2 separate regions of the Mus musculus genome follow, and region 1 is linked to region 2. The links are chromatin loops, found by intact Hi-C in ENCODE. Cell type or tissue: heart. All regions are shown on one strand. Links, peaks and the distances in the headings refer to the core of each region. The heading gives the core; the rest is flanking DNA.

Region 1 (2,909 bases), core at 252-2,751, 170 kb before region 2:
TAGGGGTGAACCCCCTCCCCATTTTAAGCCCTGACTGGTTATCTGTGAAGTTTTAAATGCCAGTGTGTGAGAGGGCTCCTTAGAACACTCTCCTACTGAATGGAAGCAGAGGAGCTCTGAGATGGGTTCTTGTAGCTAAAAAGGGTTTCTTTTTGGATCATAAAGCTGGAGAAGGCACAGGAAGATCCAGGGGCCAGAGGATCCAGCTTTGGCATCCACGCATCCTGAGTGCCCCAGATTCTGCTCTGGCTGGCACTGTTACTACATCCAACTCCAGTCTCTAGAAGGACAGTTCTCTTATGCCAGTTCTGGGGATCGGGGCCTCACAGGCTGGGTAAGTGCCCTGCCTGTAAACTACACATTCCACAGTTTTAGAAATTTAGGTTCTGAGTGGAGTGCTTTTCGGCGTCCTTGACCTGGGAACTTAGAAAGTGGCCAGAAACTTCAACAGCTGGAGTAAACACATTTGCATTTTGTCCAGAAGCTGGGAGTATCCTACTGCCCTCCCAAGGTCTTTGTCTTCTGGGACCCCTAGGCCCTTGGGAAGTTGTGAGGGCCCATTTCTAAGTACAGGCATTGCATTATCCAAAGAAGCCACTCCTGTGGTCACAGTCCTTTAGGGAAGACAGGGCCGGAATACCGTGACGTCACTCATCGCTCTTCTCATTTATGGTCAGTCAACACTTCATCATTAACTGGAAAGACTGTTGCTTTAAGATGTCAAAATAGATGACCCTTATAAATCTTACGGGTAGGTTAGTCTAAGTGGCCAATCTGAGAACCACACGGAAGCGGTTTGCCTGAGGATCTGAGGCGCCTCCAGGGAAGGTGCTTGCCTATAGGAAGCAAGCACTGCTACCCCCTTGTCTAGCCACTGTCACTGTGTGAGGAAAGGGCAGTAATGGAGCTGCGACAATGTTGCTCAGACCTGAGCTTTAGAAAAGAGAGAAGGGGCAGAGACCGGTAGGGGGTGGGGAGGGAGTACTCCAACACTCCTGTTTGAACTGTACCCGAGGTTTCAGCAACCGCAGTTCTCCAGGTGTGGCGGACCCAGAAAAATGCTATTTTCTGGATTCTTGGGGCCCTCTTGTACTTACTGCTCAGGGAGTATGGCCATGAAGAGGGCTTCAGGAAGGGACAGCTTGGAGCTTCTTTCACGGAAAGTTGGTCAGCAGGGGGCAGCACCCTACCAGTCCTGGAAACCACGGAGGGGGACAGAGCCCCCTGATCTCAGTGGGTAGCATCCCTTGAAAGAGCTGGGACGCCAAGACAATCCAGGGCAGGAAGACCCACCTGGAAGGAACCCTGGCTAGCATCAGGGGCTGCAGACCCGGCTAAGAACACAGCCTGCGCCCCCTGCTCCTCTCCTCGGACCTTCTTCCTGTAGGGAGAGACAACGCTGTCCCCACATCCCAACTCGCCTGTAGCCTCCTTTACCTGTATGAGAACTGTAGGTTCCCTTAAGAGGGTCCTGGGCTCCCACAGCCTTGCTCAGTTAAGGTTCTTGATGTCCCTGGGGACCAAGAGCTGCAGGGAGCACATGGCCGCAAGGGGGCGCCCGAACCTGCAAGACCTACATTGTGACATTTTCTTACACTTATGAAAAGTGTTATTTCATATACATTGTCTTTATCATCCTTTTCCACTGTCTTCCCCCTCCTCTAATTATCCCAGCTTCTGTTTTCCCCTCCAAAACTAAATACATTCCAGACAGTTTCTGTTCATAATTTAAACCTACTCCAGAATTTGTCTTTTTCTGAGAAAATCATCTTGCATAGAAGCAAAGGCCCACCTTGGGTTCCCTGCAGGACACTGTGAAGCCATATCGTCCCTCGATGTAGAAGTTGTGGGCAGACGTGAATGCCATAGAGGTAGGGGGAGGGGGCACACCTTCTTTGCGGTTGGTGACTTCCAAGTCACCCTCCCCTTGGAAGGCCCCACCCCTGGCTCAGAGCAGTCCAAGTTCTCTGAGCACAGAGGCCCAGCAGTCTATAGGTCCTGCTGTCTCCACCCAGCTCTGAGCAGAAACTGTACCTGGACCCAGGCCCTTCCCTCCCTGCTCTGTGGGTTTCTCTCTGTCTCTGTAACTGAAGCAGGAGGTGACTATTACCCAGGAGAATCTGGCTTTCTGTGGAAGAGGAGCAGCTGCAAGCTGGCTACTAAAGTCCTAGGTGTTGGAGCTCCCTCGCAGCAGCCAGCACAGGCCCCCTCCTTCCTCTTTGTGCTCGACCCTTGCATGTTATGGATCAGAGGTTTCTTTGGACTGACTTTGGGAGGAGAGCCCAGGACACCAGCTGCAGTGTCCTCTGACTGCCGTGTATCTGACACCTGACTGACACTTCCTAAGGCTTTGGAGATCAAGAGCTGAAGGCAAGACCGAGAGCCTCTTGCACGTATTTTTCTCAGTCTTTGTTCTCACCACGCTTTTTTTTTTTTTTTCTGGCTTCTAGTCCTTTTGGCATCCGGAGAATAGCTGAAGTCAGGGAGGCTGGGACAGTTCCCAGTCCACAGTCCATTAGGGACCCACAAAGAATGTTGATGACTCTGAGGTAAGCAGGCTGCCTGCCCTAGAGCTCTGGTGTGTGTGTGTGTGTGTGTGTGTGTGTGTGTGTGTGTGTGTGACAAGTGCCTGCTTCTCCATGAATGATGGTGATGGAGAGAAAGGCCAGATTCTTCCATCCTCACCTTCTGATGGATTCTGAGTAGTAGCAGTGGTCTACTTCCTGAGGTTAGGAGCCATGGTCTCAGGTGTAGCTCTGTCTCCTGGCCTTGAGGGCTGGGAACTGTGCATCTGCATGGGGAAGGGTCCCTTTCCACCCCCCACCATTATTCAGAGCTTGTGTCTGCACACAACATCCACAATCAGGGTCCACATGGCCTCACAGTGTCCTGCAGGGATCCCAAGCTGC
Region 2 (2,909 bases), core at 159-2,658:
CTCCCTTTCCCCTTTGCATCTTCTTCCTCTCTCCCCACAGGTTCCCAGCTAGCCTCTTTCTCTCTTTCTCTCTCCTCTCTCTTTCTGTCCTTCTCTGTCCCTTTCTTTCTCTGCCTTTACTCCCTTCTCCAGACCCCCCCCCCCCAGGTCACAAATAGACTTACTTTAATACAAGGACGGTCATATGGCTGATACCTCAGGGGGATGCCTCACTCAGCATGGGCCCACTAAGGCACCCCCTCCCACCCATCATACAGAGTTTTATAAAACTTATCAATAATGAGGACTGTAGAAACTGCTGGGGTTAATATGGCCACCACTGTGGCCCTGGGCATGCTGCATAATCTCTCAGAATCTCCTTTCCCTATCAGGAGAAATGAGGTGACCATAGCCCCCTGAAGCTCTGGCATAGCTGGGAGGATCAAGCCTAGTCAGGCAGGCAGAGCACAGCACAGTGCCTGGCCTCAGGCAGCCTCGACCAGCAGAGCTGTGTCAAGAGCCTGGACTTGGGACAGGAAGGTGGATGTGGATTCTGCGTGGCTTCTGGCTGAGCTCTCAGCCCCACCTCTTCCTGGTCCTGTGAACCTGGGCAGCTTAGCAAACCTCAGCACCTCTGCTTTCTCTATTGTATAACACTGTAAGATCTTTGATGCAGAGGGCTGTATGGGGTCAGATGAAATACCAGACACGGAGATATTAAGCTTGTAAAATCAATTAGACTCAGGTGATAAAATTTATATTGTATTAGAAACTGACTGTTTCCTGCTGAAAGACTACATTTCCCAACTTTCTTTGTGGACTACTAAGTTGGTCCCACCCCTATATGGGCCTGCAGCCCATCTTCCTCTGTAGGTATTTTGTCTGTCACTCACAAAGGGTGACGAAGTTGCCCTCTCATCGTGAATAAGCAGGGTCCCATCTAAGGTTAGACCAAGAGTCTCTTCTGCCTCCTATCTCTCTACAGCTGCCTTCTGATAATTTAACAGAAGGGAAGGGAGAGTGAGATCAAGGAAAACTACAGGGATTTTTGTCTTGTAGACAGAACCAGACATATGTTAACCCACAGTCAATTAACTCCTTAGCCGATGAGGCAGCAAGTGTGATTCACGGAGATACACCAAGACAGGTGCTTTAGTGGTGCTGGCAATGGATGCCAGGGGACGATCTCATTCAACACTAGGTGAGCTTCTGCCCGTGCTGCAGTGTCCAGAATGGTGGCGGTGTCCAAGCACACGTGCTTCTTTCTGGCCCATCACCTGCCACTGACCTCACATTTAGCATTTTCTTAACTAAAATTAATACAATGTTCTTGCCAATGTGCGAAATATTTCAAATTAAAAAAAAAATAGGTGAATCCATGAAAGCCTAAACAGATGCAACGTGAGGCTGAGGAAATGGCTCAGCAGTGAAGAACACTGGCTGCCCTTCTAGAGGACCTGGGTTCAGTTCCCAGCACCCACATGACAGCTCACAACTCTCTGTCAGTAACTCCAGTTCCAAGAGAAGACTATGCCCTCTTGTGGTCTCTGCAGGCACTGCATGCATGTGATACACATACATACCTACAGGCAGAAAAGTCAAACGCATAAGATAAAATTTAAAAATCCAATTAAGCAAAACAGGGGTGGGCAGTGCATTGTTCTGGGGTGGTCCCTCTGGAGAACCTTGGATTACTGAGGAAGCAGGAGAAATGGCGGGTGAAAAAAAACGGCTTCACAGTTCCAAGAGTTGACTTCCTACACCCGCGCTGGAACCCACTGGGAATCTGCCAGGCTACACACGAAGTGTTTTTAATTCTAAAAAAAAAAAAAATCAAATGCCATTTTATTGTAAACTTCTCAGTTTATGTAGAGACTTCTCAAGAATCTTTAAAAACAAAACTCTATTTGCAGTCGTTAACCCTTCCTAGCAAAATTGTTTTTGTTCTTTTTAAATTGTTCTTTCACCAATAAACCGTCAACCCATACTTATTTCTGTCGAAGTGCTTTGTACGCTGAGAACAGGCCAGTCCCTTCCATCCCAGCACAGCACAGAGGCTTCTGTGTTCGCACACTCCCAGGAAGTCCCCCAGAGCATGTTCTTTGACATCTTATTTGTTGTAAGGGAACAATCTGATTTTGAGTCACCTGGGGCTTGAAGCGGGTGGATCCAGAGGAGGACAGCTGCCCATTGGCTGTCTGAGTCTTTCTCCAAAACAGAAACCTGCCAATTTTCTTTCACTTTGTCTCCCCTGCTGCTCTCTAGATGTAGAGTAATCCCTGCCACTGAGTCCAGGTGACCAGAGCAGGGAAGAAACCTGTGCCTACCCACAACTCAGATCGGCTGCTATCCATCCGTCATGGGCACACTAGGAAAGTACACTTGTTTTTAATAGGCTGTTACTTTCAGGTTATAAAGATTTCATGGGTAAAGACTGGCTCTATTCTTACCCTCTTTTGTATTCTCAAAGACTAACCTGGCACATAGTAGGCACTAAACATTTGTTAGATTTTAAAAAAGAAAGGATCCAAGGAATACTTTCTGTGTGCCCTTAATCCAGCCACCTATTCATGGGCTCTCTTTTCCATATTTGTATAATCCCTGGACCTTCTAACTACAAGGCCAACTAACCTGGGCCATGAAACTGGCTCATTAATGTTTCCTAGAACATCTTATGAGCTCCAATGATTTAGTCTGTAATTTTTAAACTAAATATCAACAAAGCCAGACACCCTTCCTAATTAAATTCTACTGCACACTATAGACCAATGATCGCACATCTGTCAGCAGCAGAAAAGGGCCACGGTCCATGTCAGACCTGAATATTTTACATGCATCTTCCTGGGACTCAGTGATTTTATGTGCTCTGATACAATCTACCAAATAAGCAAGCATAAGCTTAAGACATGTGGAAGTTTGGAGCCATATCT

What was found. A loop is a pair of places that touch in the nucleus more often than their neighbours do. Peaks named below come from ENCODE experiments on the same cell type or tissue, not always from the same donor. Only the 100,000 strongest peaks of a DNase experiment are listed, where the experiment ranks them.
Region 1: a loop joins it to region 2, with 2.5 times the contacts of the local background. A loop is called at or near these places in 10 of 42 quality-filtered maps.

The regions. Positions count from the first base shown.
Region 1 is chr6:87,100,238-87,103,146 of GRCm38, forward strand. It overlaps a transcript of D6Ertd527e not described here. Among named protein-coding and RNA genes, the nearest start is that of D6Ertd527e, 3.1 kb to the right of the region's middle. In heart, for the core only: a CTCF peak has its summit at 1,512 (motif pointing right); DNase peaks (open chromatin) are centred at 1,354, 2,234 and 2,394; H3K4me3 peaks cover 474 bases; H3K27ac peaks cover 958 bases; H3K27me3 peaks cover 413 bases.
Region 2 is chr6:87,273,459-87,276,367 of GRCm38, forward strand. All of the region lies in intron 8 of Antxr1 (anthrax toxin receptor 1), which reads right to left. Among named protein-coding and RNA genes, the nearest start is that of Gm34170, 7.9 kb to the right of the region's middle. In heart, for the core only: a CTCF peak has its summit at 1,518 (motif pointing left); no DNase peak of the experiment used is centred there.